Regions from separate parts of the Mus musculus genome. Here region 2 is linked to region 1. A link is a loop called in an ENCODE intact Hi-C map of the cell type or tissue named here. Cell type or tissue: heart. All regions are shown on one strand.

Region 1 (8,000 bases):
CAGCCTGAATGAGCGCCTCACAGTCCTGCAGGGGTACCTCCAGCTGCACCCAACTGGAGAAGCACTTGAGCACCTTCTGACGCACACAGCTAGGAGAGCTGGGCTGTTGTAGCAGTTGCTCCAGCAATGGGAAGACAGTCCCACACTCCACAGCCAGGCTGGTCCGCACCAGACCTTTGCGGTACTGGGGCAAGCGGCTGGTCTGAAACTCCTCGGGCAGTACTGTCAGCAACTCTAGCAGGGCCAGGCAACGGCCCTGGCTATCCACCGGCGAGTCCTCAGCCTGGAAGAGCCGAACCATATCTGCCACAGCACATGGCCAAGCGTCAGGCATCATGCTGAGAGCTAGTGAGGCCAGCGCCACGCACAGCCGAGTCAGCACAATTTTGGAGCCGCTGGCAAAGCGGGTGATCTGGGTGAAGAGCTGTGCCTTTAAGCTTTCATACTGGTCGGTGGGGATGTCGCTCCAGTAGCGAGAGATCTTGATGTGCAGGGCACTGGCCCCAAAGTACTGGATCTCGGGCACCTTGTCTGGCTGTAGTAGCTGCCAGCTGAAGTGCCAGGCCTGTGGAGAGACCTGGGCCTGCATCAGCCACTTCTGAGCCAGGTTCTTGTTGTCAATATTGGGGTCGTAGTAGAGCTGGTGCAGCGCCTGCAGGACAGCACAGGACTGAGCAGGTGCTGGCTACTCTGGATCCTGCCAGAGCCCAGAACAGAGGGTGGGACTCGGTCCTGCAAGATGCTGCCTCTCCCTGACTTGGGGGAAGACGGAGTGAGTAGGAAGGGAGAGAGCTCAGGATTCCGCTGACCTTTTGAAAGCCTGAATCTTGCCCATGCTCTATCATATTCTCTTCTTATAGTACAAACGGGTTCTGAGAGGGACTCTCCACAGGAAAGCAGAAAAGGCCGGGGCTGGGCTCGTCCCACAGGGAGGTATGTAAGGGCAAGGCCTAGGAGGAGGGAATGACTCCACGGGGAATAAATGTAAGCTCCAGACAAGTACAGAACAGCCTGAAGGAGCCTGGCTCTTTAGATACAGCTCCTCCCATTGATTCCAACAAGCAAACTCCATCTGCTCCCCCAGGATCATCCCGAGGTCACTCCAGAGGCTGGCACTAAAGCCAGTATGAAATCTGAGAAGGACTGCTTCAGGCCAGGTAGCTCTGGAACGGATACACTGGAAGGGAGGGTGGGAACATACATCTTCAGAGAGTACAAGTAAGTCTCCAATCAGATGATGCAGAGAGGCCTTGGCCAGAAGCAGCCTAAGCAAGTGCCTACCCGGGAGCTGTCAGCAGCAGAATCCCCAAGGCCCAACTCCATTGGGACTTCATGCAGAGAGAAAACAATGGCTCATCTCCCTGGCAGCACATGAAACCAACCATGTGCCACCATGCCAACACTGTCCAGCCCCAAGGGCCAGCCAGGTTCCCTAAATGGACTCCATCCAACTAGGATTAACCAAATCTGTACCCTCCCGCCCCCTGAAAGCCAGTTATGGCTACTGTCCCTTGTACAGCCAGCCACTCAAGGAAGCAAAAGGAGACAAGAGACCGAACAAGAAGATATGTGTTCTCAACATTTGTTAGGTAAACAAGCCTCAAGAACAACAAATGTTTTTCTATGACTGCCCCTTGCTATCCAGTAGGATACCCCTACCTCTCGGATCATCCTTGGGAGTATTGGGGGTGGGGCGGGTGCATTCCTGCATTCCAGGCTGCTGGGAGAAGAATAGAATAGAAAAAGATGGCCTGGGCAATGGAGAAGTCTGGAAGGAGGCCATGGCAGAAAGCCATGTGGGCAGGTAAGGAAGGAAGGGCCCTGTAAAGTTGCCAGCAGAGCCAAGCCCCTTGGACCCAGCACAAAACAAGAGAGCCAGGCACACTCCTGCCTGTCCAGGACCGGTTTGACTTCCATCCAATAAGGAAAAGACCCTTTCTGAAGATAAATGAACATATAACTCAGACGGGTTTAGCTCCAGATATCTTTGTGAGCCTTTGACTGAAAAAAAGTGAGTCGGGTCCAGGATCATTCAGCATCCGTGTGGTTTCTAACGTGGGGGTGGGGGTGGCTGAGTGGCAGGTCTTGTGAGTTTCTGGTTCCCTCCAGAACTCCGCCTGCTTTTCTCCTGGATCTGGGCAGGAGCCGATTTGGTTATAAGTCTAAACCCTTCAGCACCCTACAGGGAACAACCTAAGATCCTAGAGTATCTATCCGAAAGGGGACCTGTGTCTACAGAAAGCCCAAAATAGCCCATTAGGCACTGCAACACTGCTGTCCAAGCCGGCTGCCCAAGAGAGATGGTAAATACCAGGTGCTCTGGGGGCATCATCCCAGCGGGCACTGAGCCCGCGTCTGAGCTTTGGCATTAGTGTCAGTCCCCAGAACTTCTGCTCTGTCACTGGAGTGCCCACCCCAAGGCCCTCATACCTTCTCCACGTTCTCCACAGTGAAGTCCAAGGCTGGTGCTGCTCCAGCCCCTGCAGCCCCCAGCTGCTCCTCCCGCCGCTCCATCTTTGCTCCCTGCCTGGCAGGGAGGTGGACCCTGATCTCTTTCTTGCCCCAGCCCTTTGGCTGTCGGCCCCCTGCTAGACCCCGGCTTGAGTACCCGGGAGGTGGTGGGATGAGGGGATGCCCAGGGCGGGCATGGCTGCCGAGGCCTGCCCACCTCGTTTGGAGGGGGAGTGGGTTGCAGAGGTCAAAAGATGTGCTCTTCGGAAAGGGACCCGCTAAGGCGGCTCCCAGAAGGGAGGCGTCCGTGAGGTACTCCCAGACAAGGGTCCTAGTGGGAGGTCACAGCTCTGTCCCTTGAATCAAAAGTCATAGGGGAGGGAGGCCTATAGGGGAAACAGAGGCCCTGGCCCGTGAGGGGTCACAGAATCAACGGCCTGTACCCATAACACCCCAGTCTGGACGAGCTTCTAGATGCTATGAGGTCAGGGGGGCTGGGAGATCACCCGGGAGAGAGCCCTTCGCGAGATACGGAGACGTCCAAGGAAGCACGGGATTGCAGTTTCGTGAGTCTGGGGCAGAGTCGGTAGAGTTGGGGGACTGAGATAGGTCCCCTCCGTTCGCCTGGCCCGCGATCTGTTCGCCTCCCGGCGTTGGCCCCGCTACGGTCGCTGCCTCCGCCCCAGTGACTGACAGACAGGCCGGCCCGGCCGGGACGGGGCGGGGACCTCAGCAAGACTCGGGCTGTCCCGAGCGCCTGTCGCCAGTACCACCAACTTAGGCCCCCACCCACGCTTGTCCTGGCCCGGCACGGCCAAGCACATCGAGACACGGCACGGCGGAACTACGCGGAAACTCATTCCGGGTCTTTGGCCCTGTCCTCGTGCTAGCTCGCGCGCCCCCGAACAGGCGACGGAACGGCACACCGCCAGGGGCCCCTGCCTGAAGCAAGGACCCGCCTCTATGCACCCTGGGAAATGTAGTTTTCGTCGGACCGGAAGGTGGCTCCTGAGGAGGGAGGCTTGGAGCACGTGGGTTGGGGGTCCTATGGAACCCTATCCTATTCTCGGCTTAGGGCAGAGGACCATCTTGCTCAGTCACATTGCCTAGGAGTGCAACTCTTGCGAAGACGTGATTCATGGGGCCTTTGGGTGGAGTTGGAAGCCAAGAATGGAGGGGAGAGGGTCACGTTTGGTCGGCGCTCAGGCACAGGGAACTGGTTGTGTTGGTGACCATCAGCACCCGCTAAAGAAGAGGAAAGATAGGAGTTACTTGGTGCCCCACAATTAAAAAAAAAAAAAAAAGCACTGTGGATCTGCTCGGGAGCAACCGGGAAATCATATTATTCTGCGCGCGCGCGTGTATGTGTGTGTGAAACGAGGAGGAGAAGGGAAATCGTTAAGGTTTTCATTATGTTTCAAGTAAGAATAGCTCATGGCTTTACCTTAGGTTTTGTTCTCTCTCTATTCTGCTGTGGCGGGTTGGTTTGTTTTGAGATGGAGTCTCTTGCCTTGGGGTGGGGAGTGTACCTCTTTAATCCCAGCACTCCCGGGATTACAGGAGTGTGCCACCAAGATGGGTGTCTGAAGTGCTGTGCCTCCCGCGCACCCTGTCAACTGAACCACATCCTCCACCTTCTTTGTTTTCAAGCGGGGATCTCACTATGTAGCCCGGGCTTGAGTGGGTATTTTTATTCATTGTCTTCAGCTAAAATGGGGAAATTGAGGTTGGAGGAAGGCAAGCCCTGCTCCCAGCAGGCACTTCCTCTCCATGCTCAACTTTTTCTTTCCTTGACTCCTGTCAGCAGGAAAGGAAATGATTTCAAACAGAAGGATCTTTCTTTTTCTTTTCTTTTCTTTTTTTCCAAGACAGGGTTTCTCTGTGAGGCCCTGGCTATCTTGAAACTCTGTAGACCAGGCTGGCTTCCAGCTCACCGAAACCCACTTGTGTCTGCTTCCAAAGTGCTAGAATTAAAGTTATGTACCACCATGCCCAGCCTAAAACTTTTTTTTTTTAGATAAATTATATTAAGCTCAATTTGGGCTTACTATATGGCTTCTCTCTCCTTATTGACTAAACTCTTCCCAACACAGCCTTCTAGCAGTAGCAAAGTTGGGTAAGAATAAGAAGGGCTGGCATACCGTCAGGAGGAGCAGCAATTTTGTAAACCTGGGGAGGAAACAGATTAAGACAAGAGCTGGAGTCACTATACAGGGCTTTACATGTGTCCCACCACACCAGGTGACACTTGTGCTCTAAGGGAGGAAGCTGGCTCTGGAAGTAGCTGCTGAGGCCAGAGAAGGTCGAAGAAACTTGACAAGATCTTGACGAATCCTCAAAGCCTGGGAAGGAGAAGGACTCACTTGGCTGCTAGAGGAAGTCCATCCATCACAATGAGTCAGCAAATCGTTGTCCAAAAGGAAAAAAAGAAAATGTTTTAAGCGTTTTAAAGAAGCCAATTGGATCCCTGTGAGTTTGAGGCCAGCCTGGTCTACAGAGTGAAGTCCAGGACAGCCAGGGCTACACAGAGAAACCCTGTCTCGGAAAAAAAAAAAAAAAAAAAAAGCACCAGCTGCTCTTCCAGAGACCTGGGTTCAATTCCCAGCACTCACAAGGTGGTTCACAACCGTTTTAGGGTTTCTATTGGTGTAACAAAACACCATGACCAAATTTGGCAGGAAAGGGTTTATTCATCTTACAATCCCATATTATAGTCCATCTCTGGAGAAGCCAGGACAGGAACTCAAGCATGGCCAGCCAGTCTGCATACCAGATGCTATCCTCAGAGATCTTTGGCCAGCCAAGTCGTGCGCAGAGAAGAGCAGCAGAGGGCTCAGCTAGCAAGCAGAGGTTCAGGGACGAAGCTGCTAGTGGTGAAAGCCTTGGGAGAGCGTTCTCTTCCCAGGAATTGTTACAGCTCTTGTGACAGATGCTCTCAGGTGACAGAGTAATTGCCACACACCTTGATTCCTTCTGGATAGGATCTTATATACAGTTTTGGGATGGGTTGGGGTCTGACAGCAGGTGCTTCCTATTGGCTTCTTTGGAGATATTTGGGATGCCTCATCTACACGTGGGGAGGAGCTTGGAGTCACTGCCCCTATGTGACCCATGGTCTCTGGGGCTGGGGCTCCATGACGGACCTGACATCAAGAGCAGGCGAAGCTCTTACCTCCCCTTTGGGTCCTGGGGCTTCCAACCCAGCTCAACCTTATCAGGCTTCCTCACAGTCTACTGCCCCACACAGGACTGGAAGCAGGAACTGATACAGATGCTATAGTGGGCTGGTTAACTGTCTTGCTTCCTTCCCATGGCTTGCTCAGCCTGCTTTCTTCTAGAACCCAGAACCACTAGCCCAGAGATGGCACCACCTACCATGGGCTGGGCCCTCCCCTTTGAACACTAATGAGAAAATGCCTTACAGCTGGACCTCATGAGGCATTTCCTCAACCGACGCTCTGTGTTGACTTGTGTCAAGTGGACACAAAACCAGCCAGTAGCTCCAGTTCCGGGGAAATGACTCCGTCTCTGGTCTCCACTTGCACCGGGTACACTGTGCTGCACAGACATACGGGCAAAACATCAGCCCATAAAAATTAAATAAGTAAATAAATGAAATTTCATATGAAAAAGGGAAGGTATCAAGGCTTTGTTAAGGGAAAGCTACTTCCTCCTGATCCAAAGAATGGAATCTGACTTCTATATTGGCTCTGGGTTAGAGACATGACATTTTGGTCTGACTCAGCAGCTAACAGCACTTCCTGTTCAACCTGAGGACTTGAGTTCAATTCTGGGACCCCACATAGTAGAAGATGACTGATTCCCAAGGCTTGTCCATGTGTACATGCCCCACTCAACACATACACAGAATGAATGAATGAATGAACCGAGTTTTCAGAAAGTTGATCTAATTGGACCTGCCAATCGGCTGGCTAGAAGACCGGCCCTCAGGAAAGCTGATTCACCTTAAGACAAGCTGAAAGGATGGGAGAAGTTATCCCCTCAGTGGAATAATGTACTTGGACCCTCTAAGAACTCTCTCACAGACAGCAGTTCCTTGTAGATCTCCCCTGCTCAGCCTGGAGTTTGAGTTGTTGCTCAGAGTATCCCCTCTTCCTTTTCTTTCTATCTCGTTTTCAAATGCTGGCCGAAAGCCCAGGCATGCTTTCTCTGAGACTCTGGACTTTCTCACTGTTCCCCTGCAGATATCCTGGCTTTCTTCAGCTGCTGCCAATCTCCATGCCTAAAGCAAAAGGCCTAACTGTGTCTCCTCTCCAGCCCCTGTCCCCCACCCCACGCCTCATGCCCCCAGCAGTTGTTGGGACAATCAGTTTCTCTCCCATTGCTTCTCTCTGGCTTTAATGAAATCACCAGCTCCAAGCTTCTTTCTGTGTCTGTTTTCAAACTATTCTATCAATGAGAATAACAACTCAAAACAGAGACCCCTGACCCGCCTTAACATTCCCATCACCGTACATGGGAACTGGTGATCTATCAGAAGCATACTGTCTCAGTTTACTTTTCTGATGCAATGATAATCCTGGGGCTTACCCGCTCTGACCATAGGCCATCATAGAGGGAGAAGTGAAGGTAGGGGCAGAAGCAGGAACCTAGAGGCAGAAACTGAGGAAGAGACCAACCACAGAGGAACACTGCTTCCTGGCTCAACTTGCAGAAATTGCTCGGCTTACTAATGCAACCCAGGACCGCTTGCCACCCACATCAGTCATTAGCAAGAAGATGCCTCACAGACATGCCCACAGGATGATCTGATGGCGGCAACTCAACTGAGAGCCTTTCTTCCCAGGTTTGTCTAGGTAAACTTAGACATAAGCATGAAATTGACAAAATCCAAGCAGCACATACGCTTTAACCAAACCCACTGGGAACCCTTTAGTGGTCCCTCAGGACAAAACGCAAGTGCCATAGGATAACACTAAAGCCCTGTACGGTTGTCTCCAGCCCTGGTCTTTTTTTGTTTTGTTTTTTTGTTTGTTTGTTTGTTTTGTTTTGTTTTGTTTGTTTTGTTTTGTTTTGTTTTTCAAGACAGGGTTTCTCTGTGTAGCCCTGGCTGTCCTGGAACTCACTCTGTAGATCAAGCTGGCCCCAAACTCAGAAATCTGCCTGCCTCTGCCTCCCAAGTACTGGGATTAAAAGTGTGCGCCACCACTGCCCAGCTCCAGCCCTGGTCTTAATCCGTTTCTTCCCCAGGTTTACAAAGCTGCTCCTCCTGACAGTATGCCAGCCCTTCTCAGACTTGCCTAACTGTGCTACTGCTTGAAGGCTCTATGTTAGGAAAAGTCTAATCAATACAGAGAGAGAAGCCATACAGTAAGCTCAAATCAAGTTTAATATAGTTTAGGGGTTTGGTTTGGTTTTGTCTTGTTTTAATGTATTAGGCTAGGTATGGTGGCACACACCTTTGATCTCAGCACTCGGGAGGCAGAAGCAGGTGGATCTAAATTTGGAGCAAGCCTAGTCTAAATAGTGAGTTCTGGGACAGCCAGGGCCATGTAGAGGACCTGTCTCAAAAAGAACAAAAATAAATA
Region 2 (8,000 bases), 260 kb after region 1:
CGTCTCCAAACCAAAGCAGAACAAAATGGAACGCCCCCGCCTCCCCGCCAAAGCATCTCCACTCACTTGTCGCTATTGGCGATCTTGCGGAACTCACGAACGGTCATGGCTTTCTTCTGTATGTTGTACTGAGTGAAGAGGCCAGACTGGCCAGTCACCAGCTGCTGGATGGGCGCAGGGATGACTAGATCATCAATATCGTCGTAGGATGTTCGAGGCTTCCACTCTTTGGGAGGAACGACCTACAAGGCATGGAGAAGGGGGCAGATGAGAAACGGGCAAGTCAGAATCCCACAAGTGTGTAGGCCACTGTCCAGACTAGCGGTCCATTTTACCAGAAAGTAACTCTGATTCACTTACACTCCCCCAAACCCAGGAAGTCACGCTGTCACGAGAACACTGCCCACCCCATAATCTCAGTGACCTAAGCAAAACAGAACTTGTAAACCTAGGCGCCTTATCTGATTGAAGAGTGGGTTCTTGAACAGCCCAGAGTTCTTTTGCAAACAAAGCAACGGAAGCAGAAGTGCTGGGCGACACCCATTGTACTAGTACTCCAGGCTATCTCCTATTTGAGACCAACATGACTACCTAGTCCACTCTAAACTCGCCTAGGCTAACATAAAACTGAGAAAACAGTAATTATTATGGCTCTTATGAAAGAAAATAATGGATATGCATCATAAAAACCCAAACAGCTTTTATATAAAATCTAATACGTATATCAATTTATACCCTCACCATGTGTTGTAAAGCTATACTGTGGGCCCTGCAGGGCCTACTACTGTGTGAACGAGCCATTTTCTCTGAGACAGCTGACGGGAGCCTCAGAGAAGAAAGACACCAAAGTCTAAGACTAGTCCTCAACTTTGGAACTGAAATCCTTGGATTTTGTGTATATATTTTTTTCTTTTTTTCTTTTTCTTTTTCTATATCAAAAGAGTAACGGGCTAGGGAAAAAAAGGTCAGAGTCGGACGTGGTGGCACACACCTTTAATCCCAGCACTGGGTGGCAGAGGCAGGTGGATCTAAGTCTGAGACCAGCCTGCCAGAGCTACAGAGAAACCCTGGCTCTAAAACAAAAACAAAAGCAAAAGCAAAACAAAACAAAACAAAAAAGGTAACTAACTCAGAGGTATAGAGTGTTAGATCTGAATCTTCAGTCCCATGATAAACAAAAACAAAAAGTGAACCCGTACACACATACAGCAGGGAATTCAAACTGAAACGGCGGGACAGCTCCCCTTGGCTCAGAGGAAGTCTTCCGCATCAGTCTGAAAGGGTTCCTTCCGAAATGCAATCGCGTTACCGTGGGGGACTCAGAAAACCTCGTGAGTGACTGAACATAGAAAGGGTTGGTTGACTAGGGGTCGGGAGGGCGGCCCTACTTCAGTGCATAGGAAGAATAGAAACCAACTCCAAACTACAGAGACCAGAACCCTTATGTGGCCTGGCCAGTGAGTCTCTCCCTTGAAGAAAGTCCCTGAGGGAAACCGAACTGTATCAGTGCAGGGGGGACCAAAATGAGAGGGGCAGGTGTTGGGAATGCCAGTGGCAGGTAAAAGCTGTAAACCATGGAGCCCCAGGCCAGGCCTGGGGACACTGGCTCTGTATGTCCCTTTCCTGTCCCACCTGCATACCATCCTATCAGCAAGGATCAGGACTACTCAGGTTTTTTCCTGGTGTTCACTTAGAAAAAAAAAAAATAGCACCACTGTCCATTTCCTCTTTAGGGACTCAGGAAACATGATTGCCACAGGCTGTGTGAAAGGAAGACTGGACTGGAGAGAGAGGAGCATCAGTAATTCAATGCAAATAAGTACAAGCCCGCCACTAATTTCCAATTACAGAGGCCAGAAATATTCTCATAGCGGCTGCCGAAGCAGGTTCACATTCCTGCTCCCTACCTTGGCTAGCCCAGCCCGATGAGCTCCTTGGGATTCAATGTAGGCAATGTAGCGGCTGAAGTTCCGGAACTCTTCCATGGTGGGGTAAAAGGTCATGATCCGAGCACTGGGGTTCAAAGTTTCTGATTCAGAAGCCATCTTGTCTTCTCTGTTTTTGAGGCCGATTTTGCTAGGATAAAAACCTGAAGTGTTAAGAGAACAAAAGTAAGTGACAAGGAACTGCCCCCTACTACAATGCTTATTTAAATGGACTAGATGGACAAGCAGAATCTGTTCCGTTTAAAAAGAACCCGAGGGGGCTGGTGAGATGGCTCAGTGGGTAAGAGCACCCGACCGCTCTTCCGAAGGTTCGGAGTTCAAATCCCAGCAACCACATGGTGGCTCACAACCATCCGTAACAAAATCTGACTCCCTCTTCTGGATTGTTTGAAGACAGCTACAGTGTACTTACATATAATAAATAAATAAATCTTTAAAAAAAAAAAAAAAAAAAAAAGAACCCGAGGAAACCAGAAGATGCCCAGCAGCCCAGCACGAGGGAGAAAGAAGGCAGGATGTAGAGTTAGTAATCCAACATCTACAATGAGTACACCTGGTCAAGGGGAATAATGTGGTGGTGGTAACACTCCTTTAATCCCAGTACTCAGGAGGCAGAGGCAGGTCAACCTGGTTTACAGAATGAGTTCTAGGACAGCCAGAGCTTCTAAAAAGCTTCCTATGGGCTGTTTTCTGGAGCACGGCATCACAAGATTCTAAACCACTGAGAAGTCACTTAGCTGCAGACTCTAAGGCTTCAGGGGGTTCAAGTTTTAAAAGTACTTTGATAGTAACAGTATGTTAGGAGTTTAAAACACTGAAGGGAAACTCTTCTATCTAAATCAAAATGGTTTCAGCAGTACTCAATGAACTCCGATGGCTCAACTGCACTGAAAGCAGGCAATGAGCTGGCAATACAGGGCACACTCCCCAACTGCCGGGAGAAAATACATAGACATTTTTGGATGAGGTCCTCAAGTAAGTGGGCAGAGCCTAAACCCAGTGTTGGTAATACAACAGATCGCCACAATCGCCACAACCAGAAAAAGACAATGCATGCTAAAAAGGAGCCAGTTTAGAAGCAAAACTGGTATGTCCTTCACTGGACCTCCTCACTCACAGCCCAGGAGTTCTGTTTCCTCAAAGCCACTGGCAGTCCTACTCACTATACAGGAGAAAGCTGCCTACAACCTGCCCACAACCTAGCATGGGTTTTGGGAAGCAGCATGGAGGCAAACTCCAGGGCATTAAACAGAAACCCTGTCATGGTAACTCTTGGGTTTCCATTCCACTCCAAGGGAGGGATTTCTGGCTAGGCATTTTTCATTAACTTTGCATAAAAGATATACTGTTATCCCTGCTTTACATACCAGGAAATGTATCCAAAGTGCCCCCTCTAAAGCATCTTCTACCACTTTCTGCTACCTCAGCTCTAATACTTACATGAACTAAGACTTCTCTGAAAGTGTGGAGGAACTTGAAGCCTATTCAATTTAGGAGACTTTTCCTTTTAAAAGGAAATTTTCAATATATTCTACTTTTGAAATTTTTACAAAAAGGTATCATAAATATCAGACTGGGGCTCCTCCCCTGGGCTTCAAAGGTGGTCACAATGTTGCTTCATCTGCCTCTAGCTCTGTTTATCTTTGTGTGTCCAGAAGCTAGAACAATGCTCGCCACAAAGTAGGCACTCAGTAACTGCTGAATAACTCATATCCTCTGCTCACTTTAGCGGATCATCCCATTACTTTAACTCTAGGGTTCCATTCCCGCGATCTATTCCCTTGGGGAAATCTGGTCTGGGGCACCTTCCCGTCCGCCTTCAGCAACAAAGCAAAGAGTACCGGGAGCTAAACCTTCGGCTCTAGAGTGAAAACTCTGAATACCGGTCTGATCTCTGTCACTTTTTAACACCTTGGCTGTGTGAATGGACTGGATGAGTCTCAGTTTCTCCACCTGCAAAATGGGGACCCCAAACCCCTGCCTTGATGGATCGTATGATTAACTTAGATGATGCAAGCGAGCCCTAAACGCTAGGCCCGGTAAGCACTCCATAAAGGCAGCTGTTGCTAACAGTGACCTGAAACTCCCGCACTCTCCGCCCCCGCAGCCACCCCCGCGGCATCCCTCCAAAGGCAGCCCGGTTCCCAGTGTCCCCACACACCACTTACAGACACTGCCCCTCCCGGCCCCACCGCCTAGGCGAGGGAGGCCCGGCCGCAGGAAGAAGAAAATAAGGCCCAGTGGGCCCGCCCCCCTCTCCCGACGCCCATTGGCCACTAGAGATTGGAAAGAACCAATCGCAAAACTTATTTTAGAAGCTCCTTTCTCTATTGCTCAAACCCCATGTCGATCACAGAGCACAGAAAGACCCACCTCACCACCCTCCCCCACTGGAGCTCACGGCCAAGGGTTTTGGCAGCATCAACCCCTTGGGGAATCCAAAACCCGATGGCTCTCACCTGGAGCCTAAAGCCCTAGCAGGGCTCAGGCCCGATTGCTGTTGTCGCCACTCGCCGATCCCACTGTCTTTCTTGAGGGCGAAAGACAGAGCTCCGCCTCCTTTAAAGTCTGACTCTGCGCAGCCTCACAGAGCCCATAGTCAACCAACCCAAGAATGGCTTTAGGTCCTCAGCTAACCAATGAACACTCACTACACCGACTCGGCGTCTGGAACTACGAGTCCGCTTAGCCTATGAGCGTCGTCTCGAGCTGTTGCCAGGAGAAAACGCTGAGCCTCCGGGGACTGGGGCCACTGAGCATCAGGGCTGGATCCAGAGTTAGCCTATCAGAGGCTGACTCAGATCTCCATAGTTAAGCTGGGTAGAAAGAAGCGAATACCCTGAAATGGGCTAGCCGGTTATGGGGAAGGGCGAGCAGGTGGTTATAGGATGTTTCTAGCGAAAGGATAAGCCTAATTTTCTTGGAGTAACTCCTTTGCCTAAGATATAAAGGCGATGGAAGACCTCCGGGAAAGTTTCTAAAGTCAAGGAGTTCAGAGAACGTGACCAGCATGTCCAAGTTTGCCCAGTACTCTCAGTTTGACTCTCTTCTCTAAGAAGCCCCTCGCCTGCTGGCAAGGCGGGTTAGGTAAAGATCTGCTCCAGGAGAAGGAGCCCTGGGGGGTCATTAGGACAGATCCTGAAGGAAGATATCCCTGAGGCTTTTTAAAAGCGGCTCCCCTTGAGCGAAAATTTGGGGTCATTAGCAGCTCTTGGAGCGAACAGGGTGATTCTAAGAATCATTAAAGGCACTTCAGGGGGCCGAACAGGATCCCTAGAAGTCATTAGGAGCAGTTCCTGAGAGGCTGTGAGCAGCCTTAAGGAGTTCCCAGATTGTCAAGGACGATGAAGAAAGAGAGGTTAACACCCTTATAAGTCAAATAAGGAGGAGAACTCACTAGGGCATAAAACATGAGCAAAATTCCCGATAGCACCGGGAAGAAGAGTTGTATTGTGTTTGAACTGCTTTCAAAACCAACCCTTCGGTACAGAGAGATGACTGAGAGGAAAGGCACAAGTCTTATGATCTGAGGTAAGCTGTTGAAGGAGAGAATCAATACAAGTTCACAAGATGTCCTCTGACTTTAGTGGATTGCAGTGTCACCGCCGCCACAAACACACTAAATAAATAGGTTAAAAAAAAAAAAAGTAAGCTGGGCGGTGGTGGCACATGCCTTTAATCCTAGCACTTGGGAGGCAGAGGCAGGCAGATTTCTGAGTTTGAGGCCAGCCTGGTCTACAAAGTGAGTTCCAGGACAGCCAGAGCTATACAGAGAAACCCGGTCTCAAAAAATACCAAAAAAAAAAAAAAAAAAAAGTTTTTAAACAACTTCTCGTCCATGCCTGGATTTTTCAAGGGGAACAAATTCAGGAGAGTTGAGATGGATGGCAAGAGTTTACCAATGTTAACTAAAAGGAGATACTTCATAGAATGCTATGGGTTAAATATCTAGGCACATATCTGATGAAAAGGGTGCTTTAAAAAAAATGAGAGGCCAGCCTGGAATAGGTAGTTCCAGGATAACCAGAGTTACATAGTAAGACTCTTTCTTAAGAGGGAGAGATGCAGCCGGGCATGGTGGTGCACGCCTTTAATCCCAGCACTCAGGAGGCAGAGGCAGGCAGATTTCTGAGTTTGAGGCCAGCCTGGTCTACAAAGTGAGTTCCAGGACAGCCAGGGCTATACAGAGAAACCCTGTCTCTATATATAAGAGGGAGAGATACAGAGATAGATATGTGGGCATCATGGCACAAGCCTACCAATCTTAGCCCTTGAGGGGTAGAGGCAAGAAAATCAGAAGTTCATAGCTGGGCATGGTGGCACGTCTTTAATTACAGATCTTGGGAGACAGAGACAGGTGGATCTCTGTGAGCTTGAGGCCACCCTGGTCTACATAAGGAGTTTCAGGACAGCCAGGGGTACATTTTAGAACTTGTCTCAAAACAAAACAAAAAAAGTTGTTCAAGGACATCCTGGGCTACATAGCAAATTCCAAGCCAGCATGGACAACATAAAACCCCAACTCCAAAAGAAGGAAGAAGAGAAGGAGAAGGGACATTAACTATCGTGTGTATATGTGTGATATTTATATTGATCATATATTATGATAGATAGATCGATAGATCGATAGATTTTTCAAGGTAAGGGTTTTCTGTGTAGCTCTGGTTGTCCTAGAACTTCCTCTGTAGATCAGGGTAGCCTCTCAAACTTACCAAGATCCCAGAGAGACACCTGCCTCTGCCTCCCGATTCCTGGCACTCCCAATATTTTAATTGATAATATTCATTTTTTCTAATTCTTAAAATTATATCTATTTTGGGTGGACCTGATGGTGCAATGCCTTTAATTCCAGCACTCAGGAGGCAGAGGCAGAGGCAGGTGAACGTCTGTGACTTCAAGGCCAGCCTGGTCTAAGGAGTAAGTTCCAAACCAGGCAGGAATAATGGTGAGACTCTCCAAAATAATAATATGTTCATATATTTGTTGAAGGGCAGTGCATATTCATACAAAGACCAGAGGACAATTTTCGAGATTCAGTCCTTCTACCCTATGAGTCCTAGGGATTCAACCTGGATTGTCTGTCTTGGCAGCAAGCATCTTTTACCAGCTAAGTGATCTTGCTAACTCTTTTGTTATTGTTCTTGGGGGTTTTTGTTGTTGTTGTTGGTTTTGGTTTTGGTTTTGGTTTTGGTTTTGGTTTTGGTTTTTGAAGACAGGGTTTCTCTATGTAGCCCTGGCTGTCCTGGAACTCACTTTGTAGACCAGGCTGGCCTCGAACTTAGAAATCCGCCTGCCTCTGCCTCCTGAGTGCTGGGATTAAAGGCATGCGCCACCACACCTGGCTGTTGTTCTTGATTTAAGGTAGTCTTGAATTCTTGAATTTAAGATTCTCCTCGGGGGTGGCAAGATGGCTCAGTGAGTAAGCCTGCTCTTCCAAAGGTTCTGAGTTCAAATCCCAGCAACCACATATTGCGTCTGAAGACAGCAACAGTGTACTTACTTATAATAATAAATAAATAAATCCCAGAGCAAGCAGGGTTGACCGGAGCAAGCAGAGGTCCCAAATTCAATTCCCAACAACCACATTAAGGCTCATAACCATCTGTACAGCTACAGTGTGTACTCATATACATAAAATAAATAAATAACTCTTAAAAAAATATTCTCCTGCCAGGCGGTGGTGGCACACGCCTTTAATCCCAGCACTTGGGAGGCAGAGGCAGGCGGATTTCTGAGTTCGAGGCTAGCCTGGTCTACAAAGTGAGTTCCAGGACAGCCAGGACTATACAGAGAAACCCTGTCTCGAAAAAAAACCAAAAAAAAAAATTTTTTTTTCTCCTATTCCTACTGCTTGGAGTTGGAGAGATTGTTCAGTGGTTAAAAGCATGTGGTGGGGCTGGAGAGATGGCTCAGCGGTTAAGAGTGCTGTTATTAGACGCGTTCTCACGACCGGCCAGGAAGAACACCACAGACCAGAATCTTCTGCGGCAAAACTTTATTGCTTACATCTTTGGGAGCCAGGAGGGCAAGCGCCCAGCGCCCAGCCCCAAAAAC

The links. A loop is a pair of places that touch in the nucleus more often than their neighbours do. Peaks named below come from ENCODE experiments on the same cell type or tissue, not always from the same donor. Only the 100,000 strongest peaks of a DNase experiment are listed, where the experiment ranks them.
Region 2: it touches region 1 in a loop (2.8-fold over the local background); 2 of 42 quality-filtered maps call a loop at or near these places.

Annotation. Positions count from the first base shown.
Region 1 is chr4:117,911,858-117,919,857 of GRCm38, forward strand. Ipo13 (importin 13) reads right to left here and starts at 3,142. Exons shown (of 20, transcript NM_146152.3): 1 at 2,431-3,142; 2 at 1-652. The coding sequence starts at 2,514. In heart, a CTCF peak has its summit at 3,378; DNase peaks (open chromatin) are centred at 1,774, 2,474, 3,174, 3,404 and 1 weaker place; H3K4me3 peaks cover 3,548 bases; H3K27ac peaks cover 3,123 bases; H3K27me3 peaks cover 304 bases.
Region 2 is chr4:118,175,488-118,183,487 of GRCm38, forward strand. It overlaps Kdm4a (lysine (K)-specific demethylase 4A), which reads right to left and starts at 4,556. Exons shown (of 22, transcript NM_001161823.1): 1 at 4,406-4,556; 2 at 1,908-2,089; 3 at 67-242. The coding sequence starts at 2,045. In heart, a CTCF peak has its summit at 4,136; DNase peaks (open chromatin) are centred at 4,254 and 4,604; H3K4me3 peaks cover 2,603 bases; H3K27ac peaks cover 2,319 bases.